Linked DNA regions of Homo sapiens: region 2 is linked to region 1. A link is a loop called in an ENCODE intact Hi-C map of the cell type or tissue named here. Cell type or tissue: PC-3. All regions are shown on one strand. Links, peaks and the distances in the headings refer to the core of each region. The heading gives the core; the rest is flanking DNA.

What was found. Hi-C counts contacts between places; a loop is a spot of excess contacts. Peaks named below come from ENCODE experiments on the same cell type or tissue, not always from the same donor. Only the 100,000 strongest peaks of a DNase experiment are listed, where the experiment ranks them.
Region 2: a loop joins it to region 1, with 2.4 times the contacts of the local background. A loop is called at or near these places in 4 of 110 quality-filtered maps.

The regions. Positions count from the first base shown.
Region 1 is chr7:28,099,154-28,115,715 of GRCh38, reverse strand. All of the region lies in intron 1 of JAZF1 (JAZF zinc finger 1), which reads left to right. Among named protein-coding and RNA genes, the nearest start is that of JAZF1-AS1, 73 kb to the left of the region's middle. In PC-3, for the core only: no CTCF peak of the experiment used is centred there; a DNase peak (open chromatin) is centred at 7,575; H3K27ac peaks cover 764 bases.
Region 2 is chr7:28,150,010-28,164,509 of GRCh38, reverse strand. The region is part of intron 1 of JAZF1 (JAZF zinc finger 1); the gene reads left to right. Among named protein-coding and RNA genes, the nearest start is that of JAZF1-AS1, 23 kb to the left of the region's middle. In PC-3, for the core only: no CTCF peak of the experiment used is centred there; a DNase peak (open chromatin) is centred at 8,359; H3K27ac peaks cover 1,900 bases.

The DNA of each region.
Region 1 (16,562 bases), core at 3,535-11,534:
GGGGCAATACTCTTCATTGTGTACTCTGTTGTATTATTTTTATATTTGAAGCCTGTAAAGTATTACCTATTCAAAACAAAAAATAAGTTACATGTCTTTACAGTTGTATTTCAGTGCCAATTCAACATATGTCCAAGGGCCAGAAATAACCTTCCTAGAGCTTTTATCATTTCTTGTTGGTACTGTTGACTACAGCCTCCTAAGTGGGTCTTGTATTAGCTGTAGTGGTTTATCTACAGTTGTGCTGTCCGTTATGGTAGTCACTGGCCACATCTGGCTTTTGAGCACTTGAAATGTGGCTAGTCTAAATTGAGATGTGCTGCACTGTGCCTGATTTAGAAGACTTAGTATGAAAAAAAGAATGTAAGCTATCTCATTTATAATTTTAAAACTCTTGATTACATGGTGAAAGATAGTAGTTTGTGTTTGAGGGGTTAAACCATATTATTAAATTAATTTCACTTGTCTTTTCTTACCTTAAATGTGGCTGCTAGGAAATTTAAAATTACATATGTGGCTTGGCCCTGTGGTTGGCATTTTACTTCTTTTGTGCAGCCCTGATGTAGCCTCCTATCCACAGTCAGCATGTCTGCCAGAATTACTTAAAAACAACAACAGAACCTACATGTGTCATTTCACTGCTTTAAAACCTCTTGCCTCCTACATGCCTACAGAGACCCTTTGTAAATAGTCTCTGAGATCCTTCCTTTAACCCATTCCCCTTCCCTGCACATACAAACGCTGCTTCTCTTTACTCCCTGGACTGCAGGCCTCTTGATAAATTTGAGTCTCTGAACACACTGTTCTTTCTGTTTGGAATGTCCTTTCACCCCCATTTTGTTGCCCAGAAAATTCCTACTCATCTATAAGCCCCGTTCACGTGGCACCTTTTTTGATGAGGCATCCCTAGTTCCCCTGTCCCATTTTCTTATAGCATCTAGTAGACCTCTGTGTTCTCACACTCATCCTCAGTACCACGGTTGTCCCCTGAAAGGTGTTGTGTCCCTCACCAGACTGGGAGCACCTCAAGGGCAGAACCCATGTCATGTTCCTTTTTGTATTTCCAGACCTGAAACTGCCAGTAAATAAACCCTAAAAGTAGAAAGAAAAAAAAAAAAACCTAAAAAGAAGTTGGTTGTATTTGGTTGACAGTACACCATGCCCAGTTTGCCTTGATGATGCTTCTGTTTGTCTAATCTATATATTGAGGAAAGCAGGCTCCAACCTGTCAGCCTTCCTTGATTAAGAATAGGCCTCTTTGGAGTGTTCTAGCTTTGAACAAGCCAGCCTCCCTGCAAGCAGAAGATTACAAACTGCAGAGATGTCAGTAGCACCAAACCCGCAGTGAGTTCTAGTTTTCAGGGCTGTGTTCAGACTGGAAGATGGGAATTATCTGTGTTCTGTTCAGAGAGCAGAATTCTCCAGGCTGGCCAGGTGCCTGCGTTTGCAGAAGGTAAAGGTAGCAGGTGGTTGCCAGAAGGTGAAAGCATCAGTGGAGCATGGCCAGCTCCAAGGAGGCAGTGAGCTGGAATAATGAAGTTCTCCACAGTCTGGTCTGTGGGATCTTACTTCGGTTACCAACTCCGTGGAAAGTTATTCTTGCTTGTTAATATTCCCATTGTCCTTCTCTTCTGTTGTGTTAAGCTTTTGTTCTAAAAAGAAATGAAGAATAATAAACAATACCCAAACTATGTGGAGTAAAGATTTTTGGAAGGAAAAATTAGAATTTTGCAAGAAACTTCTCTCTTTAGCAAAGTAAACTGAAAGGGCCTGTGTTTACCCTCCAAGATTTTAGAAGCATTATTGCCATTGTTCAGAATCTACTTATTTCATATATAGAGATCCGGATATTTTCATCAGGTAAAGCTTCCTGTGCAGCTCTCATAATCAGCTGAATGAGGAGCTCTTTCTTTAGCAAAATTTTGAGAGCTAGTAGTGTAGTAGAAAGTACAGTACCTTCAGTGGCTAGAAAAACCAGTCTGAACCTAGGACTGTCACTACGTAGTGGTGTGGACTTCGCAAGCTACTTCACATCTTTAAGCCCTCATTATTGAGTAAAATGAGGCTTAAACACATCCTAAGTTATAGGCATTACAAGAGGTGAATGAATGCAGGGGCCTAGCACTGTGCCTGGTCCATAGTAGGTTTTGGTAAATAGGAGTTATAGCTCCGATATGAATACAGATTTTCTTCTGCAGGTATCTGGTGTTGAATAACCAGGTGAGAACGCCCAAGGTCAGAGAGGAGTATGTCCTTTCGTAGTGGGCAGACTGTGGTGAGTGAGTGCTCCTCAGCAGCAGTGTTAGTAACTGTTCTTCAGAGCCTCACCACTAGCCCAGGGAGAGAGGACAGGAGCAGCTGGGTAAAGGAGTCGGGACACGTGGGTTGGAGAACTGGCTTTGCCATTAGTTAGTCCCATGAGGATTCACTCTGCCTCCTTGGTCCTGTTTGTAAAACGAGGCTGGCGATCATTTCCATCTCTAAATACTGTAGTCTGTCGCCATAAAGCAACAGAATTGGGCCCCCAGAAGTTACACTGCCTTGTTTGTAGGATACCGATTCAACAGGCCGGACTCTGAGAACGAACCTGGATGTTGCACAACAAGGCTGTGTCATCTCTGAATGCCCTGAACTGGAGGCGGGTTCCCATTTCCCCTTCGAGATTATGTCCAGAGGCGCAGGTCATCTTTCCAGGCTCCATTCCCCTTGTTCTGCTTTCATATTCTCCTGAGCTTGACCTGGTTCAGTTTCTCCCTGGAGAGGCTCACTATTTTTTCTGGGGTTGAGATCCTCGTCATTCTTTTGACAAGAGATACAGAATCATCATTTTTAAGAGGAAGTTTATCAGCAGGCTGTTTTTAAAAGTGAGTTTTGTGCTTGATACAAATTTTTATGATGTTTGCTTTCTCTTAAGCACTCGAGGTCTGTACGGTCAGCCTTCTTTGCCTCATTTGCTCCCCTTCCTCCCCTGCCTCCCATCTTATTTGACTGCTAACCTGGGCGGGCCCACCATTCATTCTTGTTTGAGACAGATGAACACAGTACTTTGTATGCCTTATGACCAGATAATTCAAGCTGACAGTAATCAAGTTTGGGGCTAATTATCATTAAAAGGTAATTTCATTGCTGCCCATAATTGATCTTATCTTAAACCAATTGTAGCATTTCTTTTGTCACATGATTTAAAAATTTAAAAAAAAATGCTTTTGGCAATAAACTTTTGAAAACAGATTTTCTACACTCAGTTCTTTTTAAAACCAACTTTACAAACTTTAAGTGTGCTCTTATTAATGTGATTTGTCTGCTTTGTAATATTGCATATTCAAAATAAAAAGAAAATGGAGACAGTTCATCACTGAAATGGATGTTACAAAATCAGCATCTGGTTTGAATAATGAGTCTTCTGGTCCAAGTTTTGCTTCAGTGAATGAAACTAATGAAACTGGCCTCCATTGTTATGTCAGTGACTTCACCTCCACTAACTTTTGGTTTCTTTCCGTTGCCAATTTGGAGGCCACTAAGGTTTCTTCAGAAAGTTCTTTCCTAGTGGTATTTGTTCTAAGTAACTCTGGGACAGCCAAGTATCTGTCACCAGCAGGGGAGAGGCGAAGACACCTCATGATCATAAAATCATAGGTTTGGGACGTTTCAAGTATCCTTTGCCACCAGTCAAGCTCTGGAAACAAAAGCAAAGTGAAAAAACAGCTCTAGAGTTGGAACGATTAAAAATTAGATGTTGGTATAGCACCATAATACTACACAATTCTAGGTCAGGCATATAGACAGCTGTCCCAAGTCTTGTTTCTTCCTTGAACTCTGATGCTTGCAGAAATATGGTTGTACCTGGGAAATGATCACCCTGGCTGCAAGGCACAGAGCCACCCTACTTCTCCTGCTGGTAACACATACACACATGCACATGCATGCATGCTGCATGCACACACACACCCCTGGGAAGTCTCCTGAAGGTAAATACACTGTTGTTGTTATTAGGTTTTCTGATCCATAGGTATCTATGCTAATAATAAGTAACAATATCCTCTAATACTTACAGAGCACTTTTTGATTCATCATTTGATTTGGCCTTCAGAAAACCACTTTAAGATGAATAGCATAGATTTTATTATCCGCCTTTTACTGAGGAACCTCCTCAAAGAAGCATTGTGACTTATTCAAAGACATAGCTATCATGTGATAGAAAGCGATGATATTTTATAAAGGCCTAGTTTTATATTTTACCATAAAACTGAAGGAAAATCCTTTATTGCATGTTCTTCCTCAATAAAAAGCTCACCAAATGAATTAATAAACAAACACATAAATAAAATGTAACAAAACCCTAATAAATAAAACAGAACCCTAAAGAGAAATGTCTTCAGTGGTCAGAAAGTAGAAACATGGAAGCAAATGAATATTTTCTGTTTGTTACTTCTGTGCCTATAACCAGATGTGGCAAGGATGCAGGCAAGCCTACGGTAGATTTGCAATAAGTATTTATTTAACTTAACTGGATTAGCATTACTTTGCTAAGTAGGAAAACAACAGACTATCCCTTTATCTATGAATACTTTGATACTCGGGTTGTATCAAGCATAAAATAGACCAAGATTTTCTATGAATTCCTTACTTTTCTTCAGCCAGATCTAGTTGTCTACTGTAGCAGAGTCCTCAGGAAACTCAAAGCCAGAAAATCAGGGTCGTTTGTCCATCTTGTTGACCAGATTGCAAGCATTTTCCCCCACCCTAGTTTTTAATTTTAAATGTATTACCAGTGGTAGTTTTTACTGCTATCTTTACAAAAATAAGAGGCGAACAAAACTTTTGGATGGAATTAGAAGTCCCTCCCAGGCAAGGCTCCCAGGTTGCGAGTGTGATTTTAGGTGACTGAGATATCATGCTACCCTGTGGCCAGCCATGTGGGCACATCACCACGTCTTAGTCTTCAGGACACTGAGGCAGAAAGCACCGTCCCATTCACACCTTGGTAACTGAACTCTAACATCTCAGCCTGAGAATCCTGGATTTTTTGCTTATTTGTTTTTAAACTAACTTTTCTTTTCCTTTCCTTTCCTTTCCTTTTCCTTTCCTTTCCTTTCCTTTTCCTTTCCTTTTCCTTTTCCTTTTCCTTTTCCTTTTCCCTTTCCCTTTTCCTTTCCCTTTCCTTTTCCTTTTCCTTTTCCTTTCCTTTTCCTTTTCCTTTTCCTTTCCTTTTCCTTTCCTTTCCTTTCCTTTCCTTTCCTTTCCTTTCCTTTCCTTTCCTTTCCTTTTTCTCTCTCTCTTTTTTCTTTTTTTGATGGAGTCTCACTCTGTCGCCCAGGCTGGAGTGCAATGGCGTGATCTCGGCTCACTACAACCTCTGCCTCCCAGGTTCAAGTGATTCTCCTCCCGCAGCCTCCCAAGTAACTGAGATTACAGGCACACACCACCACACCCAGCTAATTTTTGTATTTTTATCAGAAATGGGGTTTCACTGTGTTGGCCAGGCTGGTCTCGAACTCCTGACCTCAGGTGATCTGCCCACCTTGGCCTCCCAAAGTGCTGGGATTACAGGTGTGAGCCACCATGCCCGGCCTAAACTTTCTAATTATAATTCTTTTCAGTTGATTCTTTTCCTCTTGACCAGTCTTTTAAAATTTTAACTCTTCAGGAGTCAAATGAATGTTTTCCTTTTTATTGATAAATGTGTGTGACGTGCAACTGTTCCTTAAAAAAATATCTAGTGTAGTTTGTAATGTAACCTTTGCAGCTTCATTCTGAGTTCTTTTCTGACAACTTCTCGTTGGATACTACTACTTTTTTAAATTCACTTAGGCTGTTTAGGATTCAAGTCTTCATATGCCCATCTCTTTTGGCTTGGCTGATTCTCTCTTCAGTTGTTGGCCCTGTTTGGCCTTCGGGAGATGAGGCAAGGTGAGTGCCCTCCATCCCCGCAGTCTCTCATGGCTAATACTGAACAGGGGTTGGCAGAGTGGGTGATGGAAGGACCATTATTTAGCAGCCTATTGACAGAGTGAGTCCCAGTTCAGCCATTCACTAGCTCTATTATCTAGGACTAGTTAATTTGTACAAACCTTAGTTTCCTTGTGTGTAAAATGAGTTAAGTAATAGCCATTTCACAGTGTTGAGGATGGATTGAGATGGTATAATTGGAAGTGCTTTACAGTATTCAGTGCTATTGTTATTACAGATGTTTTTTTCCTGGGCAGGTGGTTGATATACCTTGAGAGAGCGTTTATGGGTTATCAGATGAAATATGTAGGCATGCGGCGTATCAGTTACCTGAATAAGGAAGAGGATAGGCTGGTTTTTAAATTATTATTTTTTTAAATTTCAATTTTATTTTTCCCCGCTTTATTGAGGTATCACTGATGAATTAAAAGTGAATATATTTACCATATACAATGTGATGTTTTGATATATGTCGACATTGTGGAATGATTACCAGAAACCAGCTAATTAACTGACCCATCACCTCACATAGTTATCTTTGTGTGTGTGGTGAAAACATTGAAGACCAGCCCTCTCACCAGCTTTCAAGTATGTAAAACAGTATTGTTAACGATAGTTACTGTGCTATTAATTACATCCCCAGAATTATTCATCTTATAACTGGAAGTTTATATCCTTTAGCTAATGGCTTCCTATTCCTCCTCCAGCCATCCACCCCCAGCCCCTGGCAACCACCATTCTAATTCTACCCTCTGTTTCTATGAGTTCGACTTTCTTAGTTCCCACATATAAGTGAGATCATACAGTACTTGTCTTTCTGTGTCTGACTTTTTCATTTAGAATAATGCCCTCAAGGTTCATTCATGTTATTGCAAATGGCAGTTTCCTTTTTTTATGACTGAATAATTTCCATTGTGTATGAATACCACAATTTTTAAAATCTGTTTATCCATCGATGGACACTTAGGTTGTTTCCATGGCTTAGCTATTGAGAATAATGCGTCAGTGAACACAGGAGTGCAGGTATCTCTTTGAGATACTGATTTTTTGTTCTTTGGGCATCTATCCAGAAGTGGGGTTGCTGGATCACACAGTAGTTCTGTTTTTAATATTTTGAGGCACCTTCGTACTGTTTTTTCCATAGTGGCTATACCAGTTTACATTCCTGCCAACAGTGCACAAGGGTTTCATTTTCTCCACAGAGGACAGGCCCTCCTTGATCAGGCTGCCTCATGGGATGATCAGATCCGTAAGAAACTGAGCAAGTGAATGTTAGAGGAGCAGAGAGAACTGGCAGGGAAGAGTAAAGACAACATGAGTTGTTTTGATTATAGAGAGATGAGCTTGGAAACCAAGGGCAGGGGCTATCCTGCCACCAAAATGTAATAATAGGAGCACCATGACGAGGCTCCTCATTTGAAACTAGGATGCCAGTGACCTTGGGGACTGAATGAATTTGGCATTGCTGGAAGGGTAAGCATGAAGAGAGGTTGGAAGGTTAATCCAATCGGGGCATTAACTGGGCCTGGATATGACTGTCTCGACTAGGAAAATGTAATGCCAAGTCCAGTGCCTGGCAGAGCAAGGGCTGAGGAAATACTTGTTGAGTGACTCAGTGGGTACAATAAAGATAGTGCAGAGAACCAGTTGCAGAATTGAGGTTGTGTTGTCACACTGCCATCTGGAAAAGCCTGTCCTCTGAAGAAGAGAGTTACTGCATCCCACCCCCCAGGTCTGATCAGTGGGCCTCTGGGACCTGGGAGCTCATTGTTTTAGCCGTGATGGAGCAAATGCCTTCTGAGCTCAGGGAAGTGAGGCGTGCCTGGGTGTGGTGCTGGATCCTAAGCCTTTACGCTTATGTCTCTGGTTTCATTTGTAGGCCACCATTTATTTTGGTTTTAATAAGTCATCTCTGTGAAAATGCTTTAGGTCCATCGTAGGGTCTGTAAAGTGGAACTCCGTATGCATTCTCTGGCAGTAAACTACATTAGATATGTGTGTCTAACAACGGAAATGGTGTCTCTGTGTATTCTTTCCTTTGAACCACTATTGAATGGCATTTTGTTCTGATAATGTTGTAACCTGTGAGGTCCTTATGTCCTCATTTTGTGTATGTGCCTTGGGTTGACTACGTTCACTTAATTTTGCCTTGTTTCTGTTGGTCTGCCATGGTGGCCTCTGGCTTAGATAGCTACAGTGTAATTTTTGGCTTGAGAAGTTGAAGCCCATGGAGACACTAGATTCCTATATTCCTGGCTGTTTCATGCTGTATGTCATGAAACACATCTCCAGTTTAGGTTTCATCAATTTGGAGGGAGAAGCACAGTGAGTACAGATACTGAGAACATTCTCAGCGCCCCAAAGCACTTTAGTAAAGTACATCTGATACCAAGGTGTTCCTGGTTGTATTCTCCACAGGTGACTTGCCTCAGCTACTATATGGGCTCACATTTCTGTAGTAGGTCATGGTTTTTGAAATACACAAAAGTGCTTCAAGAGACTGGTTGTAAAACTCTGCCCATGATGAGAAATACCTTCAAGATACTTCACTCACTAAGTGCTGGAAACGTACTCTAGTGGGATGTTTGTGGATTGGTTGGTGTTTGAGGGACAAATATAAAGCACACCTGTAAAACTGGGAGAATCAGGTGGCAGATTAATTCGATGTTGGCAGCTTGAGTCATCAAAGCTTAGATGCTTCTGCTGCAATTAGGAATTTGTAGTCACTTTGTTCCCTCTTCCAGAAATAAAGAACCGAGGTATAATTTACATAATTTTCCTGAACTCAAAATCTGTGAGGAACCAAGGCAGTCCTGTAACTAACTCTCAGATTCCTCCAGTTCCAGCCTTGTGCTAGCCCACTAGACCATGGGGCCTGCATGGAAGATGAAAGTGTAAAAGTCTGAACCTGTGTTTCCTAAGTCAGTGGAATGCTGTGTCTCTTGCTTATATATATAGTACAGTATTTCCTATCGGGGTGCATGGTGCTCACAGCTGAAAGGAGTATTTATATGCAGCCTTCAGAGGTATGCTTGGTATGAAAACCGTAAGTGATCTGCCTCACTGGTTTGTTTAAAATTCTCAAGCATATTGCTATCCTAACATAGCTTTTATTCACTGCATCTCCTTTGCAGTGGAGGGAAATGACCATATGGTGAATGAAAAATATACTGGACTTGATCCCCATAGCAAGAAAGGCCTATAATGTTTATGTTAGAAGGTGATCCTGTGTTTCTTCTGCTTGGCAGAAGGCTTGGGTGTATAATGAGGTATTAACACGTGTCAGATCCTGTGTCTCCCTAGAACTCGCTGTTGTCTTGTAACACTTGAGTTCTATTTATTGAAATGATGACATGTGGTAATTGGGACGTTGCTGCTCAGCAAGCCAGGTGCATGTCTGCGTCAGAGGTTGTTGGGAGAGTGGCTATTGGAACATTAACTCCAGATTTCCTGACTTTTGTGTGATGAAAATATCAACCCCAATGTGGAGTTAAACCAATACCAAAAGCAAGTGAAAAGAAAAACCATTGCTCTTCGGAAGGAAAAATGCCACATCAACAATACTAGGGGATTTATTTGTAATCCTTTGGTCTGATATGGATTCATTTATTTTCTCTAGTTTTACTATCATAAATAAAGCATTTTAAACGCTGAAATAACCTGTAAGACAGCATTCACAGTGAAGGTTATTCTTGTTACCTACTGAAAACCTCCACATGTGCTTGGATTGGATCCTAGCAGAACCGATCGTGAGCTTGCCAGTGTGTCATCCTTAAAACAGTTTCCCATGCTACCTCATTTTTCTTGGGAATATGTTGTTATTCCTGGAAGAGAGTCCAAATGCAAAATAGCTTTTTGTTTGTTTGGTTTACTTTTAATGAAGAAAGAAGCCACGGTTGATGAGGATGAGATGCTGTGTGCTCATCGAGTCACTTTGATAAAGTGAGAAATGAAAGCTTTTTCTGTAGCCGCTTGTATAATTCTTTCTGATAGACTCTTCCTCTTGCGTCTGTGGTAACACAGACTCAATGCAATGAGATGAGAGGAGCAAGTCAAGCTTGGTATGTTGCTGACAGGCAAAATCTTACAATTAAGCTGATTAAGTCTTAAATCGGTCAGTTTCCCACTTTGATATTAGGGTATTTAACAGGATATAATTTTATAAGTTGCTTCTTTCTAAAGGAGCCTTAGGGTGTGACGAAGGAAATCCTTTTGTCAAACTAAAAGGTGAACTCAGTGCAGCTGCCTTCCTATCAACTCTGCGCATTCCTGAAATAGGGCAGGCATTGCTGCTGGGCTCAAGTGTCCCAAGGTGCAGTTTTATCCACTCGAAAACCGTTATGTGTTCAGCTCAATTAGATTAATTACCTTCCTCACCAGGAGTCACAATGCTTTGCAGTTTATCTGCGGTAACTAAATGTTAGTTTTGTAAGTAAAAGGTACTGTTATTGACCTCGAAAGGGCTATAGTTCCTTTGAACTTACAGAGAAGAGTTCCAAACAACTATTTCTAACCAAGATGGAATATGGGTCAGCAAAATTGTCTTCAGGTAGAGTTTTCTACTTGCCAAGAGACTTTGGCATTGAGAGGAGAGTTCTTGTTTGTTTTTTTTAACTCTGTATCATTTCTGTTTGGTGTCTCTAAAAAAAAATCCGGACATGTCATAACCTAACATGCAGTTTTCTGTATCTCCTAGAGTTACTGGCATATTTTAAATACTCTTGGTTTCCAGATGAAGATCTCTGAGCTGAACCCAAGCTATTGTCTATTGAGAGGTCACACAGAAATCCACCTCGGGTGAGACATGGTTGTTTCATGAGGGCTAAGCAAAAGTCAAGGGCAGAGTCTTCTACCCTGAGCTGCCTTAGGTTAAGTGGTATACTATTTCTGATGCACAGTAAAGAAAGAATAGGCACTGTTTGCACTCTTCGGTGATGACGTTTAATCTTTTAATCTCCCCTTATTCTTCCCCATGGGAAGACAAAAATGGGAAGATTCAGATAATTATTTGTAGGGTTGGACATTGAGTGGGTCTGCGAACCTAATACGTTCCAGAATCCTAATGTTGTAGGAATTCTCAGTTACCAACCTTGGTACTGAAATAAATAAAGTAGGAGGGAGGTGGAGAATCACAGGTCAAGCATGAATAAGGCCACATCTGGCAGAACTGGGACATATCTTCAATACAACAGTGATAATAGTAACACTATCCACATGTTTATCTAAGTGACAAATTATTAAGTAGTTACATTTACATTCCTTATTTTGTGGGCTTCTTATGTAACTCAGACATGTAAGGGCAGGTTGTTAAATCCTATTTGTTTATTCAGTAAACATTTATTGAGTGCCTAGTATTTGCCAGGCCCTGTCCTAGGTACAAAGGATACAATTGGGAACAAAACAATAAAGAAATCCTGTTTTTGTGGAATTTATGTGTTAGCTGTAGGGAGACAGACCACAAATAAATGAAGTGAGTGAAACAAAAGTTATGTTGGGAAATGAAACTGCCATGGAGAAAAGTAAGATAAGGAAAGTGGAGAGGGGGAGTGTGGGGTTGTCACAGTACTACCTAGGGTGGCTGGGGAGTCGCCCCAGGGAGAAGACATTTGAGTAATGACCTGCAGGAAGTGGGAAGGTGGCCAGCTGGGAGAACAGCATTCCAAGTAGAGGGAACAGCTCGGACTGGGGCCCTGAGGTGGGAGCCTGCCCGGTGTGCTGGAGGAACTGCAGGGAGGCCAGTGGGGCTGGAGTGAGTGAGAAAGAGGGCAGGGGGAGATAAGGTCGTGGTGGGCACCCACGTAGGCCAGTTTGCGCTTTTGAGGCATTTACTCTCTGGGAGATGGGGAGCCAGTGGCCCTTGAGAAGAGGAGGACAGGATGGATGAATGGGTGCTTTCATAGTGTGACTCTGGCTGCAGTGTCTCGAGTAGACTGGAGGGGACAAGGGTGGAAGCAGGGAGACTGATTAAGAGGGGATTGCAATAGTCCAGTAACAAGATAACCAGTGGTCCTGGTCCAGGTGGTAGTTGTGAAGGTGGTGGGAAGTGGTAGAGTTCTGGGTAGATTTTAGAGATAAGGTCAACAGGTTTGGTTTAGGTATGAGAGAAAGAAAGAAACCAAGGATGACTCCAGAGTGGTTGACCTGAACAACTGGAAGGATTTGGTTGGCATTCGCTAAGATGAGGGTGACTGGCTGGAGGAAGTTTTGGAGGAAGATGGAAATCAGGATCTCTGTTTTGGCCAGGTTAAGTTTGCGATGCCTGTTGGATGCCAAATGATAATCTTCAGTGGGCAATTAAAAAAAAATATTTTAGAGATGGATCTTGCTCTGCTTCCCATGCTGGAGTGCAGTGGCTTTTCAGAGGCGCGATCATAGTACACTACAGCCTCAAACCCCTGGCCGGCCTCAAGGGATCCTCCCACCTCAGCCACCTAAGTAGCCAGAACTATAGGTAAATACCACCATGCCCAGCATCCAGTGGGCAATTTTTGATATTCACTTCTGGAGTTCAGGAGAGAGGTCAGGACTGAAGATAGGCATTTGGGAATGGTGGGCATTAAAACAATAGACTGGATGAGATCCGGGAACCAGTAAAGGAGACCAAGAAGGAGGGACCACCGAGGTGGAAGGAAAAGCCAGGAGGGAGTGACCTGGAAGCCAAGGCAGAGTGTTCCAAGGAGAAGGGACTGGTCATCCCTAGCAAGTGTTGCCACTGGGGCAAAAATGGTTACATCAATCGGTCGTAAGCTGAGGCCCAAGATGAGTGACTCACCGAGGGCTGTGGCTGGGGAAGAGCTGAGTTAGGGCTCAAGGTCAAGTTCACTTTCTCTCTGCCATGAGAGTCCTCTGGCTGTGCTTGACCTTTGAGTGCTGTTTTATGTCATCGTGTTCTTTTGCATTGGAGGTGGTATTGTGTTTGTACTAGTTCTGATATTTTAGCAGCAGTATCTTATGATTTTGTTTTTCAGTATGTATGAAAATTTTGATTTCTCATATTTTTATATAACTATGGAGTGTATGCTCACTATAGAAAAATTAGAAAAACAGAGAAGCAAAAGGAAAGACAAAGCTGTTGATTGTAGTTAAACCACTCAGAACCTACCATGTTTACAAATCAGTATATGTCCTTTCAGACTTTTTTTCAACCACATATGCAGACATTTTTTTTCAAAAAATGAATTTGTGCTAAATATTATATACCCCTTTTCACCAACTATGTATAATAAGTATACATTGTTGTATTTTTTTCTCAGATAGTGCCTGGATATTTATGATATGGTTTGCAAGGTCATGGTGATAAGAAATAACCTAGGGACTGCCAATGAGAACAAGCCCAGAAATCAGAGAGTGATACTTATGGGAATCGTTTCTATTCACAGAGCCTTAAGCATGCTCTGGGCGCTATCGCCAGGCATTTTATTCACAATATGTCTTTTAATTCTCACAATAGTCCTGTGAGGTGTAGCTGTTACTGTTTCCACTTTTGTAGCAAATGCCCTAAGAGATAAAGACATTTGCTTGTGGTTACCTTGCAGCAAATGTTGGAGCAGGGATGGATTTGGTCCATCTCTTATCTCTTTCTGTGTTTCAGATTTGAGCCCAGGCTAAGCTGTCCCTCCAGCTGCCTGCCTCTGCATTGTCCCTTGGGGGTGCTGGGCAATCAGGGTGGTGGCACAGGCTGGGAGGGGTTGTTGGTGCCCTGCCTCCCACTCAGGGTGGTACCACTCCCCAGTTCTGCCACTGAGACATGTCTGATGAGGCACCATTTATTCCTCTGTGGTTCATAAGACAACGTGTAGAAAATTAGCATTTTATCCCTCTAGCTGTATTCTGTTAAAAATATATCTAAAAGCATCCCATGCCGTATTGATCCCTTTTGAGCTAAGAAAAAAAAATGGCATTTCCGTCAAGCAGTTAAATTGTATTTGTTTTTGTTTATTTGTTTGTTTGTTTTCTTTACAGATTCTCAAGTACACCAAGCGCACACTTAAAATGGGCTTACATTTTATTTTATTTTGTTTTTGAAACTGAGTTTTGCTCTATCACCCAGACTGGAGTGCAGCGGCAGGATCACAGCTCACTGCAGCCTCAACCTCCTGGGCTCAAGCAATCCTCCCTCCACAGCCTCCCAAGTAGCTGGGACTACAGGTGTGCATTACCATGCCAGGCTTTTTTTTTTTTTTTTTTTTTAATATAGAAATGAGTCTCATTATGCTGTCCAGTCTGCTCTCAAACTTCTGGCCTCAAGCAGTCCTCTACCTCAACCTCTCAAAGTGCTAGAATTACAGGCATGAGCCACCATGACTGGCCAAAACTGTAAATGTGTCAGAATCTTCTGTGATTCCCTTTCAGCCCTTCTTGGGCACCCTAGTCTTCTTAGATATTCTTACAGTAGAATCAATATATAACATAATATACGTAATAATATATAACACGTTGTATAACTGTGTGTCTGTGATGGAGGTGTGTTTAATATGTGGTATACAGCAAGAGCTAAAACATTGAAAAGCTGTAGTGGCAGAAATATCAGATTGATTGTGTTTGAAGTCACAGTTGTGGTATTATTTACAAAATTAATGTGGCACGATGAGGATAAAAAAAGGGTTCCACCTGTATTTCCAATGCCTCTATTGTTATCTGGAATGCTGAAGGAATGCTTATGTCATTAAGTCACTAAATATGCTTCAAAGCAGTTCTGAAAATGTAAACTTCATAAAAATCACTATGATATTTTTATCTTTTTAGGTGCTTAGATGACATGATCTATAAATAATTCCTATCACCAGCTCACTGTTAGATGGAGAATTTATTCTTTATCCAGAGTGGATGAGTGCTGCCTAAAGTTTTGTTTTGTTTTTTCCAGTTTTTAACCCAATACAAAATACAGTGTAGATGCACAGATGCCTCAAACCTATTTCTTGGTGGCCCCATGACCACCTACCACAGACTTGGTCCAGCTATTCTTTGGATTCTTCTTTTCCAGACACACCTTTGCTTCTCAGAATTTCAGCACATTTTTAAAGCAGTGCATATGGATGGTGGTCTTGTGATTCTGTTTTCTTTTCCTTTCTTATACTTCTTTAAGTTTGAGTCTAGAGTGATCAGAATGTGAAGGCACTTCTGTGATGGGTTAAGTTAAACTGAGCCATTTTGTAGGACACTAATCATGTTGCTCATAGAGCCTTAACTTACAGGACTGTAAATTAAACTTGCAGAATCACGCTTAGCATTGAGAAGTTGTCTGAGATATAATTCCATCCATCTGAAAGTACCTCTTCCTGCTGGTAAATGGAGACCTCCTCATTTAATAGGGATTATATCTTGTTATTATTATATATATATGTATATATATATGCTCTACCTGAACAATCAGTAGTTTGAAAAATAAAACTTTTTTGATTTGGATTTGCAGTGATTTACTTTATACAAGTTTTAGGCGAGCTCAGAGAGATGCTAATCTAAAACCCAGAGTTCATGTAAGGATTGTGGTTTATAGAAATGCTCTTATGTATTGGTTTAGTAATCCTGGTTTATAGTTTATTTTGAACTTGATTTATGAACAGAAGTATTACTCTCATTTATTAAGGCTGATGGGTTTCTCTCCCCACCCTCTCTTCAGAACTTTCTGCTTTGTCCTTTCTAATAAATTTGGGAGTGTGGAACACACTGTCCATGATTCTTCCTTCCAACATTAGATTTTAGACTAATTAACAGAAGAAAGCAAGCATCTTTCAAAAACTTGACTTTAAGTACTTGGGTATATATAATCAGGACCATTAAAAAGAACACGATGTTTAGTGCATCTCTCTTCTCTTAGTGAGCACAGAAACTTCTCTTGGCTGTTTCCAGTGTTGAGGCAGGCCAAGTATAGCTCCAAGCACTGAAATCTTGGAGACTAAAAGGCCATATCTTTTTGTAGGAAAGTGAGGACCCCTTCTTGTTCATCAGTTCTGTTTTTGTCACTGGTTAGCTTTTAAAAATATGTTTAAAAGGCCAGGCGCGGTGGATCGTGCCTGTAATCCCAGCACTTTGGGAGGCTGAGGCAGGCAGATCACCTGAGGTCGGGAGTTTGAGACCAGCCTGACCAACATGGAGAAATCCCGTCTGTATTAAAAATGTAAAATTAGCAAGGCATGGTGGTGCATGCCTGTAATCCCAGCTACTTGGGAGGCTGAGGCAGGAGAAATGCTTGAACCTGGGAGGTGGAGGTTGCGGTGAGTCGAGATCGCTCCATTGCATTCCAGCCTGGGCAACAAGAGCGAAACTCTGTCTCAAAAGAAAAAAAGAGTTAAAAGGCTGTTCCATCTTGCATACTCCTCTCCCCCATGTTGGTGAGATTCCAAAGTGTAGAAGTTTTAACTTTTCTAAGCTGGAATTTATTAGCTGTAAAAAAAAAAAGAAAAAAAAAAGCTTTTTAGTCTTGCTGGAAGTTGTGAACAGACAATGAAAATTTCATAGAATTTTTTTTAGTCAGACTGAATACATATTTAAGAAATAAGTATCAAATGCTAAAGAACATTGGAATTTGGGGATGGAGATGTGGCCGACTGTCATCATAAGAGACAAGATACTGGACATTTGAACAAAGTACACTATCCTCTTTGAAATGAAGA
Region 2 (14,500 bases), core at 5,049-13,048, 47 kb before region 1:
CCGAGGACATCTGGACCTGTTATCTGTATTTTAACCTGTCAGCATCTTTGTTCAAGTAATTGAAAGTAGTGTGCTTTGAGTGACAGGATGCCCATGCAGTCAATGAAGTTCAAGAGAAAAATCAGAGTGTGAGATATGCCAAGATACATATATTCGTACCTGTAATTTAGCCTTTCCTAAATTAAAATGATGATCAGCTGCTGCTACAATAATGAAGCATCACAAACTATCCCAAAACTCAGTAGCTTTAGACAATAAGCATTAATGCTATCTGGTCTGCAGGGGCACTGTGGTTTGGCTGATTGAGGCTGGGTTCAGCTGGGTGGCTCTGTGTTAGGCTGCTGGTCAGCTAATCTGCTGTGGGTTGGGCTCACATCTGGTCACAGATGTTCCTTCTGGGAACCAGGCTGAAGGGGCAGCAGCTAGTAGGGACATGGTTTTCTCATGGTGGACTACTAGAGCTCAAGTGTCAAGCCAAACCACAGAAGCTTATTTAAGGCCTCTATTCACATCATGCACATAACATTCTTTTTGCCAAATTAAGTAATATGGCCAAGGCCAGAATTATTAGGTCAAGGAAGTATGTTTCTTTTGAGGAGGGAGAGCTGTGAGTGAACAGTAATCCAATCTATTATGGATGCATTTTATCAGAAATAGGAAGAGTCCAAAAGGATTTTGATGTTTAGTACAGAGATAAAAATTTTCTCCTAAAGTGACCACGGTACTCTTTAAACAGGAGGTTGCTGTCCCTACGACATCCCAGAGGGCTTGGGACGCATATGTTGTAACTCCCCATGGAGGAGTTAATAAGCATTTCAGGCAGGGAAATTGGGACTTGAAGGGGAGAAAAAGCAATTAAATGATTTCTCCTTGGCCACAAAGAATAGGGGAACCTGCTTGTTTGGTTAGGGATGACCCCTTTTTATTACAAGGTTCCTTAAGAACCTAAAGGCTTTAATTTGGGTTGCCCAGTCTTCTGTACTTGTGTTCTCAATTCCTGAGCTGCTTGGCCAGGCTGAGAAGGTTAAGGGATGCTTCCTGTGATGCCCTCCCCTAGCATAGAGAGCTTTAAGAATTTTGGGGTGCTTTGCCACTTGTTCCTGTGCCCCTTCTCTTCCCCAGTTCCAAGTCGATGTCATGGAGGATGGAAAAGGACAGCCCAGCCAGTTGGGAACCTCTTTTTCCCTTTCTCCCACTGTATATCACACCTTCTTGTGGCTGAGAGAGCTGTCTCTGATGTCAGTTGTCCCAGGTTCTGGTTGGACTGCTGTGTGACCTTGGGCAACTTACTAAGGTATGATTTTTCCATGTGCAAACTGAGGAATAGGATATTTGCCATATAAGGCTGATGTGTGAGGGGCACATGTTAAACATTTAATGACCATGAGCTGATAATGCTTTTGTTATTATCTGGTATAACAAGCACAACAGGCAGCATTCTATTATTGTTATTCCAGTATCTTCCTGTTTCTCCTCACTAAATTGTGGGCCTCCAGAAGACATGATCCATGGCTCTGCATCTCATCTGCAATGGCACTAAGTTTATGACGCAGGAACTTAAACTGATAGCCACTGAATCGTATTCAGATGTTTCCTCTACCATGAAGTCTTAAGCTCCAAGGACCAGATTAGATTATTCCTAAAAACAGATTTAGTCCTCCTTTTTTCACTTGCATATTTTGCCTGAAATAAAGACTCCTGAAGCCATAGGAATGTAAAGGCTTTGAGTTAGTTTCATGCTTTACCTTTCATCAGACGTTTTATACACCCAAGGAAGCCCCTGGTGTCTTTATATCAGAAGAGTTGCAAAAAGCATGGAGACTAATTTTCATGGTGTGTCTGCAAGACTTAAAGGGTATTTAAAGAATATATCCTTCTAATATTCTTCTAACACCTGTCCTTTTACTTGTCTGTCAGGTTGTGACCATGATCTTACCATTTAGCTTGTTGACAGGTATTGTAAATGTTTCAGCTTAAGTCACTGATCCCAAGGAGCGGTCACTCTAGGACAAAAAGTTCAGCTGTTGTAACAAATAGGCCCAACCTTACATGAACTAAAGGCTCAAGAAGTTTGTCTCTCTTTCACATAAGGTAGAAGCTGGATTCTCTGGGGCCTGAGGATGAAACTTTGTGTTCCTGTAGAGGGAAAGGAAAAGAGTATGGAGGAGTACACATACAATATGTATGGCCTAGGCTATTAGTGATAACTTCTTATTTCCACTTTTATTGCATTAGTGAGAACTTAATTGCATGGCTACATGGAACTGCAAAGGCACTGGGGCATGTATCCTCAGCATGGCCTAGCTATAATTCTATTACTGTAGAGGAAAGGAAGGCCTGATTTGGGTAGACAGTTAGCAAGTTCCTGCCTTGGACCAAATAAGTGAGCCTGCTGTTAAGAACTTTGCCTTTCCTTTGAATAGGTAACATATAGCCTAATGGTTTAATGGAGAGAGTAGATGGTTATAATGACAATTAATAGCAATTACAATTTATTGTGCTGCAACTAAGTACTAGGGACTACAAAACACAATTGAATGCATTTTCTCATTTGACCCTCTCGGAAAGGCTGCAAAGGAGGTACTATATATTATTTGGATTTTGTAGGCGAAGACACTGAGCCTTAAGGAGAGTAAGTAATCCCCTCAAGATCACACAGTCAGGCCTGCTTGACTCCAAAGCCTTCACCATACTGCCATGCGAATGGTGAGATTCTTGGGGAATAAAGGATAATCATATACTGCTTCTAAGTCTGGTTTTTATAGCTAGTTAGCAGCAAAGGCTGTCAGGGAAAGCAGTGGGTTCATTGGAAATATTCAAGCAGAGGCTGTATAACCATCTGGCAGGGAAGCCCCAGAGGGACTTATTGCTTTTCACTTTGCCATGGGGACCTCCATGATTCTCTGTGAAGATCACATGCAGTTTCTGAAAGTCACTCCTGACACTCATTCCTGTGACAGCAGCAAAGCCCCCATTAGCACATGTTCTGTACTTCCTTAATAACAAGGAGGCACCTGGTAACGTAGAGTGCAAGAGGGCCAGTAGTTGAAACTGGAGTTCTCTGTGACCTTGACTAGTCACTTCAACCTGTAGCCTCCATTTCTTGGGGAATAAAATGTGTGCTTTGGGCTTAATCACTGGTTTTCTAGGAGTGTTCTTGGGGCTCTAGGGTTTCTGTAGGACTTCCTAGTAGTTTTCATCCTCTACCTACAGGGCTTTTGAGTAGACTTTTTTTTTTTTTTTTTTTTTTTTAGATTAAAGGATTTTTCAAGTTAAAAAAAGTAAAAACCAAAAGGCTGGTTATAATGATAATGGCTAATATTTGTTGAATGCCTGAATTGTGCTACATATTATTATTGTTTCGACAGCCTTACATGAATTAATTCATCTATGGGGTGCATCTATTATTATTCCCAATTTACAAACGAGGAAGCTGAGCTACAGAGTGCTTAAATAATCTGTTCATTGTCACTTACTAGAACATAACCAGAGTTCAGACTTAGACGTTGAGATCCACAGCTACATTCTAATGCAGGAATGGATGATTTCTGAGGTTTCTTTCAGGTCAAAAAATGCTGTGGTTCTATACCTAATAGCTCAAGAACTTTTCTCTCCAACCAAACCAAAAACAAACTTCCAAATGATTTACTACCTCCTTCTTGACAATTAGAAGCTGAATGCAAGCCATAAAGGTCCATATCTTGCTGATAATTTTAGAAAGCCTGTAATCTTTTCATGATCACCTGATGCAGCATGAGGTACTGTCATGCTGAAGTTTCTGACTATGGAGCTGTTTCGATAAATATATCGTGACCTTCCTAAAACACAGCTGGTGGAGATCATAAGTGGGGCCACCTTCTGATGAGATGGTTTTGGTATGCAAGGAATGGCCTCCTGGGATGGAACTAAAACGATGTTTTGTGGCTGACAATGCTGCGAGGGCATCTGAGAATCTTAGAGTTTGCAGCAGAAGGAACCTTTGAGGACATCTCACCCAACAGCCTCCCTTCACAAAACAAGCCTCGCCTACCGTGTGCCAGGCCCTTCTGTAAGTGCTGGGGGTGCAGCCACAAGCAAAGCCCTTGCCCTCATGGAGCCTACATTCTAGATGGGGGACACAGGTAGACAACAAAGAAACAAAAGTATGTCATATTAGGTAGTGGTAAGGGCTGGAAAGAAAGGTAGAACAGGGTGAGGGGAGAGAGTGACAGCGGAGTTCTGCCTGGGTTATGCTATATTTGGGGTGTTTATGCAAATTCACGTTTCTCAACTCTTTTTTCACTATGTACCCCCATATCCTGGAGCCTTTTTTGACATTTTTTTCCTATTCCCATCCCTCCTCATGAGATTTTAATACCACAGATAAACTGTGCATCTGTTGATGTCCTATATGTAATCTGTGCTTTACACTTAGAGTGAGATTCCGTACCCCACCCAGAACCGATTTTCACCACCTGGAGGGCAGTATCACCCCATCATTCTGTTAAGTTCTGCTTTTTTGCTATTATAAGCAAATCAAACTCATGAAGTAGCCATTTTTAAACTATCACAATCTAACCTAAAACAACTTTTTAATTCAAAGCACTTTATTTCGTAATTATGGTTTCGCTTATAAGGGGTATCAGGGCTTGGGTGAATATTTTAAAAAATTGTTCAGGCACCAGGAGTGAAGTATGAGAATCTAGACTCCCCGTTTTTATGCAGTCTACAGTATAATAGGCTATGTGTACACCAGGAAGAATGAACTTTACTAGGTAAAACTGATTCTTCCTGCAGTTGGTAAGGAGGCTGAAGACTGCGACTGAAGCCCCATCTCCCAGTGCTGCAGCCTCCTCCTGGGCCTCCCTGCCTCTACTTTCTCCACCACCCTAGAGCTCGTCCTCCACAGCGGCAAGAGTGATCCTTCAAAATGTCAATCATGTCAAGCCACTGTGCTGACAAGGCTCTCCATTCCAACAAAAGAAAACCCAGACACCTTCCCAGGGCTTACGGTCTCAACACCTCCTGCCCACGCCCCCTCGAAGGTCCCACCTCCCGCCTTCCTCTCTGCTCCTGTGCTGCACCCACTCACGGTCCTCCTCTCCTGAGTTGGCCAGTGTTGTTCATGTCTCAAGATCTTTGCTCTTGTTTCTTCTGCTTGGGTTTCTCTTTAGATTTTAAAAAATTTGTTATATTAAAAATGAATTTAATTTTTAGAATAATTTTAGACTTACTGAAAAGTTGCAAAAGTAGTACAGGGAGTTCCCATCAACCCCACTCCCAGTTACTTCCCTGGGTTTTCCTATGAATATCCCCTCAGCATCTAAGTCTCATCTATTCGGAGGCTTTCTCTCTCCATGTCAGCTGAGTTAGGAGCCCACCTTCCTGCCTATTTTGCTATTGCATTACCCCGTTATGTCTTTTCATAAAACTTTCCTCTATCGAAATTGTCTTTATGTATTTGTTTGTTCAGCGTCTCTCTCCCCTCATCAGCTTGTGAGCTCCTTAAGGGCAGGGACTCAAAGCCAAGTGCACTGCAGTTCCCAGGGCCCAGGACAGTGGCTGGCACATAGGATGTTCTGACCTACTGACTGGCTTTCAGTCAGGGAAGGCTGGTCCAAGGCCTAAAGCCATGAGTGGAGAGCCAAAATGAGCAGCTCATTTTCTTGACATTCATTCAAATGCTCGACATCATTAAGCCCAGTCTATGTCCATATCAGATTGAATTCTCAATGGCAATCAAAGATAGGACTGCTTCTACAGAGGACCAGTCAGAAGTTATTTGGGTAAACTGATGGTGAGAGGACTTAGGCAAAAAAACTGGCTTTCCCAGAGTCACCCTATGAGACCCGCATCTTAGCCCCATGTATTGTTGCTCCTTTATATCTGAGAATTCTCTCCATCTCAGAGCTGTGCATTGCGTTGATGTGGGTGCTACCTTTATTCGGTTGTGGAAATAGGATCTAATTTGGGGCTTATGGGAATTGGAATTGCATTGGCTACTAGTAACAGACACCTGACACAGCAGCTTAAGTCAAGAATTCTGGAATTCACCTGTTGCTGTCTTCAGTGGTCCAGGATGTTTGTGCCAGCTGGAGTCTCTGCCGTTCTCTTCCCCTTTCGTTAGCACTCCTGATTTCTAGGCTTCCAGAAGGAAGGGCAGGAAGGCCAAAAGGGCTTACTGGAAAGCCCCACCAATAACTACTGCCTCCATTACGTTGGCTACCCCTCCTTGCCTTTTTATCTCCTGTCAGTCCCCTATGGACCATGGGTTTTGGGTGAGGCCCAGGCAGCATTAGGAAGTATCTCTCTCTCTCTCTCTCTCCCTCTCTCTCTCTCTCTCTGTGTGTGTGTGTGTGTGTTTGTGTGTGTGTGTGTGTGCGCGCGTGTTTTCAATGTGGTCTCCTTTCTCCCTAGGCCCAGAGTGCCTGCCCTCAACCAAGTTTTGAGAGGTCGAGAAGTATAATTCCCCCTGCAGGGCACATTGTGCAGGGTTCTGTTATGCAGAGATAAAGAGAGAATAGACATTGGGCAATCCCTGCTGCAGGAACCAACATGAGTGTTTATTCCTATCAGTTCTGCTACTTGAGAAACTTAGGAGGAGACCATGGGGAATTTAAGCTTACATCGGGGATTAAAAAAAAATAAAGGGGACTCTTCCATTCCTTAATTTTTTGTTCATTTTGAACAGTACTAAACTCAAACCGTGTCACACCAAAATGTGATTTTGTGTATGTAGGTGCATGAGTTAGCATTACATGCTAAGCTTCATTAACAGGGACCCTGAAATCAATTGTTTAAAAGAAGATAAAAGCTGTCTCTGTCACGAATGGAAGTAGACTGTGGTTCAGGGTGGATAGTATGTCTCCTCCACGAAGCTGTCTAAGGATGGGTTCCTTCTGTCTTGTGTCATCTTCCCATCGGGCAGGGGTTGGCAAATTGCTGCCCTTGGGACAGATTTGGCCTGTCTCCTGTTTTTGTACAGCCCGCATACTAAGAATAGCTTTTACATTTTTAAATGGTTGGAAAAAATGTGAAAATTATTTGCAACTCAGATTTCACGTCCATAAATAAAGTTTTATTGGAACACAGTCATACTCCTTATTTTTATACCGTCTGTGACTGCTTTTGTGCTGCAATGGCAGAGTTGAATAATTGTGATAGAGCTGATAGGGCCCACAAAGCCAAAAATATTCACTGTCTGGCTCTTTACAAAGGAACTTTGCCACCTTCTACTCTAGGCTGTGGTCCTGACTCAGTGCTTGAGGCCAGCCTCCTCTCACTTTGTCTGCTTATCAGCCTGTGGGAAGAGGGACTTAGTGGGCACACCTAGCTGTGGGGGTGCTGAGGAGATCAGTCTGCAGCTGGGCAGCCATTTGCCCAGCAGACACTCTGGAGGTTCTGCTATTAAAAGGAAGGAGAGAGGAGATTGAGTTACATTGAGCAGACCACCACAGGGGCTGTGTGCATGCACATGTATGTATGCTTTCAGAATCCACTGTGGTTGGTTGAAGGATATCGAAGGTCATCTTAATGGATATTGAAGACTGTCTTTATTTATACGTAGTATGGAGTCCGGTATAAACAAATATGGGAAATGTAGCATATGATGGAAGAGAAGGTATTTATCTGCCCTTTGATTCATGCATTCATTCAATGACTGTCTCATAAGAATGATTTCCCCCCTTGCTTGGTAGTGTTCTAGTTCTAGGATCTGAATTTAAATTTCTTGGTGACGTACTCTTGCTTATAGAGCAGTGGTCTCCAAGAGTGGTCTCTGGACAAGCAGCAGCAGTATTTTCTGGATTATTGTATTAGATGTGCAGATTCTCAACACTGTGTCCTCTTGCCCCACACCTACGAAATCAGAAACTATGGGGCTGAGACCCAGCAATTTGTGTTTCAACAAATTCCCAGGTAATTTCAATACACTCTTGGGAACCTCTGCTGTAGAAGATGTAGCGTTAATTCATAACTATAATGAGCGAATGGTCTTCTCTCTTCACTGAATGAACATTTTGTGCTTTCTGGGGAATCAACAAACATTTTCTCCACTTACCTAAACTTCTTATCAATAGTCTCTTGTACTCAGAAAATGTACACAAGTCAAAATAGACAAATCATATTTTGGCTCCACATTTATTCTAGCAGACAGTGGCAGACTCTGCCAAAGCCACGAAGTGACTCCCCATGCAATTGGCCAGGTGACCACCACCACCACACAGAGCAATCTCAGTCCTTGACTGGTTCCTCTGTGTGAAAAGGGGCCTCTACAGCCTTGACCCAGTGACTTTCAGATTCTGAGGAAAACAGACGCTTGATGCCTGTCCAAAGTAAACAGAGCCAAGAGAACCTTTCACAAGCCTGGTTAAGGATCGATGGTTCCACCCAAATGATTTAGATGATTTGGTGTTTAAGTATGTTGTTGCATAACTCTTGGCAGCCAGAGATACCAGTGTGCTGGAGTGAGTGGCAATTTGGATTGAATGAATAAGGTATCTATCAAGGGTGTATGTATATGTACATACCAGCTACTGTGATTTGGACATTACCTACATTAGCTTATGTAACCTCATAGACACCTTATCAGGTAGGTACCCTTATACCCTTAAGATAATTTTCCAGATCAAAAAGCAGAGGCATTGTGAGGTTAATTTGCACAAGATCATCTTCCCAGGAAGAAGCAGGGTTAGAATTTGGACCCAGGTATTTGGTTCCTATACTTCCCATGTGCGCGTGCACACACACACAGACACACACATACATTCTGTGCTGTCACAGCCTAGATGTGGTTGTTTCTCTTGGTCTCTTCTGCATGGGTCATTTCTTGTATGATAATTCTGAATTTAGGTGGAGGTTGTAGTTGCTGAATGGGCATGGGTGGCCAGGCCCTCCATACTGTGTTCAGTACCTTTGATGATTAACTCTGAAAGGGAAGAAAGGATTACTTAGTGCAGGCCAGAGAGCTGTAAAAGGTTCCTAAATTACTCATTTCCCCTCTGAATTTCTCCTCTTGCCTCGAAAACTAAAACACACTTTATAGGGGAAGAATGAAGACCGTATAACTCTGTGGCAGCACAGTTTGGTAATTAATGGACTTGTGCCTCTATCAGAAGAGTGATGTATTATTCCAGAGCCCTGTAGAATGAGTTAAACTGAGAGTGAATTATTTGGTTTGACTGATGTGTACAGTAACTGAAGATAGTTTATTAGTGGGCCAGGTTTTAATCTTCTCTCAAAATGAGTTCTCCTCATATTCTGCACAACTGCCCAGTCTCTTTCATGCCCTGAAATTGAGTAAAAGGAGAAGGTGCTAAAATGGTTGAAACAAGAAGTGAAACCTTCTGTTTCATCATATGTTCCAGAAAATATACAGTGTGTTTTTACTGCAGCCTCCTTTCCATCCCCCCTCCCAATCATTTTCATTAGTGACTGATGTGATTGCAGAGTGGTTTGGTGGGGAAAAGTACTTGCAACCAAATTTAGTAAACCGCAAGCCAATTTTATTTTTAGTTTTAGTGAGCAAGGGCAGATAGCAATTGCAAATATCTTACTGTATCTACTTCTAAGCTTTTACTTTTCTTTTTTTTTAATGTTTTGCCTTTTTCTCTCCCTAGTATGTTTTGTCTATTTTGAATATAATTGTTTTTAGGAGAAAAGGCCATTTTTTCCTTCTATCATTGAGAGCCCCCTTTTTTTTTCAATATTGTAGGCATCATCTTAGTAGGAAATAGAATATATTTATAATCAATGATGTTACAGAAATTTTGAAACTGAGAAATTAAGTACCATAATTAATAAAAGGTAGGAATAGGGAATCATAAATAATTATTTAGTATTAATTGTCAGCAGCAGCCTAAGGTTGCTCAGTGATAGATTAATAAGATCAAGCAGAAAAATAAAGGATCCCATTGGCCAGAGAATGTGAGTGGAATTCCTTTTTCACCTGTATGGCACAATGGTTGGCATTCAAGAGACATTCAGTAAATGTGGTTTGGTTAGTTAGTTGGTTGATTGTTGAATAAATGTTTGAGTCCTGCACTCACTCCAGAACATCAGACTATTGGATATGAGGTTAAGTTTGACCAGAGGATCTTGAAGAGGCTGTATAATGATCATATCTTAAGTACTAGAAGAGTCATTAGTGGTCTCAAACCCATCTGCTCTACCCATTGGAGACTTCTGTAGGGACCCTGACAGTGGCCCTCTGCCATGCTTGAACATTGTGATCACTAAGGGCTTATTTCACATCAGCTTATTTCAGGTCTATTCTGTTGCTGGACAGCTTAGATTATGGGATCAACTTGTGGGATTGTAGCAAAAGCTCATCTGCGCTTTGCAGATTCTTTCTTAAATAGTCATATAAGCCAGTTACCCTCATGGGTTGGGATGGGAGGGGGTCAGTCAAGGAGGACAGCAGTCCCCAAAACTTCGGGGAGGCTTTGTTAGGGGCCATCTTCATGTGTACCTCTTCATCCCATTATGAAAGTACCCAGGGACTGAGAATTCTTGGCATTTCCCAGTGTTCTCCCTGGATTTTTCATAGTGAAGTTTTGATAGGGACTTCTCTTAGAGTCTCATGATAATTGTTCCAGGGGGAGGGGGTAGAGGGGCAGGTAGGTGGAGGGCAGGAGAGGATACATGTTTTGCAAACAGTTCTGAGCTGCAGACATCCCAAAGCACCCCTAATAGAGGTATGGATTTCTGGGTATGGTGAGTGGTAACCCCACCGTGGTCATTGCCAGACCACATCAATTCTGATTGTCATATTCAATGAAATAAGTCTCTGTAGAAAGGCTATCAAGAAATGAAGGCTCTGGAAGCCATGAATGAGGAAGAGAAGAGGGACTGGTAATGCTTAGCTTGGTGAAGAGAACATAGTTCCAGATATGAGGAGGGCTGTCAAGAAAGAGGGAATAGGTTTGTTCAGTATGGCTGCAGAGAGTGAGACAGTTAGAATGGAGATGGCTATGGGATAGGTTTGCCTCAGGTAGAATTTCCTGGTATCGTCATCTAGAACTGAACAATCCTTTTTTTGTTTGGTTTTGTTTTGGTCTTTGCCTTTTTATTATAGTTGGGAAAAACCTGCAATCTGGTTATTAATGAAAATTTCCCCAATAGAAGTTACTCACTTTTTTGAATAATCATATTCTAAATATAGACTTTAGGAAAATAAATTTATAAAATACATTGTTGCTAATTTTTTTTTTTAGTGGAAGTGTGATGCTTTTTATCATTCGCAAAGAGCCTGATGCTTACATTTCATTAGTTTTATTTCAGCAAACATTTTCTGAGAGCCCACTTCCTGGCTGACAGTGTTAAGAACTGTATGCTCCAAGATGAGCAAACCAAGTAGTGTACCCTTGGAGAGTACTAGTGGCCCCACACTGCTCATAGGGCCATAGTGGAGGTGCTGATTCGAGGGAGAAATTATAATGAACTGGACATTGGTCTCTGGAAGTTGGAAATTACCTAGACTGCTCAACAAACCTTTTACATGATTTATAAATTTTAAAAATTCTCCCTAGAAACTAAGAAACTATATAATACGGCTTTGTGAAAATGCAACACCAATTTACACTGTTTTCAAAAACATGTAATCATAATAGTTATGAAAAAGTTGTAAAATTCAAATGTATTTCTGTGTATCTGTATTGGGTTATCTCTGTATCTTTCTTGTACTTTTTCCACTGCCATTTTTTGCAGTGTCCCCTTTTCAAACCTCCTACCTTCTTCCTTTTCCTGTCCTGTGTCAATAGACCTAGCTGAATTTCGCCTCTGCATAACTCATTCTTCAATCACTACTTTCTTATCTGTAATTCTTCATTAACTCGCTGTATTTACTTACTATTCTTGTATTTCCTGAGTCGAATTTTTAATTTTTATCTTTTTCTTTTACAAAGGAATAGTAAGTCAGGATTCATTTGTTATTACTTATATGGCCTTTGATTTTTCTTTTCCCTTTTCTGAGTCAATGGGAGATAGAAAAAACTAATCCAATGCCTGGCATAGATGAAGCATTGAGTATTAGAAGAAATGCAGTAGAGTTTGGGAGAGGAAAAGGTGTGCTCAGTAGCACAGTGGGGTAACTGGGAGATGGAGTGGGTCAGAGGGCCAGCTTACTTATACCCTGGCCAGGGAATTAGATTCAGGGTTTCATGAGTAGTAAGTCAAGCCTTTTGATTTATTCCAAATACAGGACTTTTAGGTATTCAGATGAATACTTGTGAAGTTGTTGAAGAGATGTAGCCAAATATGGGAAAATCGTATAGAGCAAAGTTTTAGCAACCCTGTCATGAAACCATGAAAGCTGATTCATTTCCTTTAAAAACCATCTATATCATTAGCTGACCTGTAGTAGTAGTTGTTGTTGTTTTATATAAGAGAACTTCTGATTCATCAACAGACCTAGCTAAATTTCCTCTGCATAGTGACATAATTAAGTCAAATCGAAACTCTCACATCATCATGTGAGGACGAAACTACGTAAAGACATGAAGCTGCTGGTTTGATTTGGGAAATCTAAAAATAAAATGCTAATGAGATAGATATACTAAAGTAGAAAGAAAAATAATTATTAAGTATATGTCAACATGAGCCACAATTCTTTTTTGTTTTTTCACTAGTAGAGTGAATTGTGGCAATTTATGACAATTGGATAATGCAGGTTTTTTAAAAACATTAGTTTTGACTCAAACTTTTAAAAATTAAAAGATTTTATCCTCTGTGTTTTTTTTTTGAGATGGAATTTCACTCTTTTTGTCCAGGCTGGAGTGCAATGGCATGATCTCGGCTCACTGCAACCTCCGCCTCCCGGGTTCAAGCCTCAGCCTCCCAAGTAGCTGGGATTACAGGCATGCGCCATCATGCCCGGCTAACTTTGTATTTTTTTAGTAGAGACAGGGTTTCACCATGTTGGTCAGGCTGGTCTCAAACTCCTGACCTCAAGTGATCCATCTGCCTTGGCCTCCCAAAGTGCTGGGATTACAGACATGAGCCACCGTGCCTGGCCTCATCCTTTGTTTTTGAAAGTATTGTAGAAAATATAGAAAATAAAGGAAAACATGAAAATAAATTATAGTACATTTATAAGACATAGAAAAGCATTTTTAAAATTCCCCCTCCAAGCCAGGTATGGTGGCTTATGCCTGTAATCCCAGCACTTTGGGAGGCCAAGGCGGGCAGATCACTTGTGGTCAGGAGTTTAAGACCAGCCTGGGCAACATGGTGAAACCTTGTCTGTACTAAAAATACAAAAAATTAGCCGAGTGTGGTGGCATGTGCCTGTAATCCCAGCTACTTGGGAGGCTGGGGCAGGAGAATCACTTGAACCCGGGAGGTGGAGGTTGCAGTGAGCTGAGATCGCACCACTGCACTCCAGCCTGGGCAACAGAGTGAAACTCCGTCTCAAAAAAAAAATATATATATATATATATCGAAAATCCCCCCTCCCAAGAGCTACTGCTGTTAACATTTGGATGCCTTTCCTTTCAGTCTTTATTTACATTATTAATTATTATGTATAATTTGTATTGTGCTTTTCCATTTGCCTTATAACTTAAAACTTTTTCACTTCTAGTTACAAATTCTTCATGCATGAAATTTTTAATGGCGTTACCTATCGAATGAGCACATTTTTATCTAAAATACTTGATGACTATACTTCACATGCTGCCTGCAGACACTTAAATGACTGGTGGAGTTTTGGACCTCAAGAGCCAGTCTCCTTCAGTTGTCAGGCCATCAGCATGGGCCTGGAGGCGAAGTGGCCTGTAGCATGAGAAGCAGGTGGACACACAGGCTTCCCTTCAGACCCCACCTGAGTGCTTCCTAATGTCTCCCCCGTGTGAGGCTTGGGCAAGTTGTGTGGCCTCTTAGGAGAGGAAAGCCCCTTCCTGTGCCCTGTAGTCATCATGCCCAAATGTGCAGACCAGGGCTGGCCCCATGACAGTGTTCCCACCGGTCCTCATGCAATGAGAAAAAAACATAGACACGCTGTCATGACTGTTTCTTCAAGTTAGATACGGCGGCATTTGTGGCCTTTATTCGAAGGTGATGCCTTTTGATGAATGTGTGCACTAAACTGTTGTTTCTTTTACAAAATGAAGATAATGATAGTCAATATCTTTGTTTTCTGGACTCTTCCATGGGCATTACTTTTCTTTCATGGCCTGCTTTGTGAAATCCAAAAGTCTGGAAGCAATTCTTTTGCAGGCCATCTGTGCCAAATTATTGGCAATTCCCTGAGTCCTCCCAGCACATCTTTGCTCACCCTGTTTCTACTTCCTTGAATGCCCACCTTTGACAAGATGACAGATTCTGTCAAAATTCCCTGAAGCAGTACCCTGCCCCCCGAAGCTTTCTGGACCTGCCTCCCCACCGGGCAAGATGATCCTGTCCTCCTTATAGTAACACTCATTTCAGTTACTCAGTCCTCTGACTGCCTCCCCTAGAAAGTTCCTGAAGGAAATGGAATCCTCTTCAGAAAACCTATCTTCAAAGAAGCCAGGTAATGTTTGTC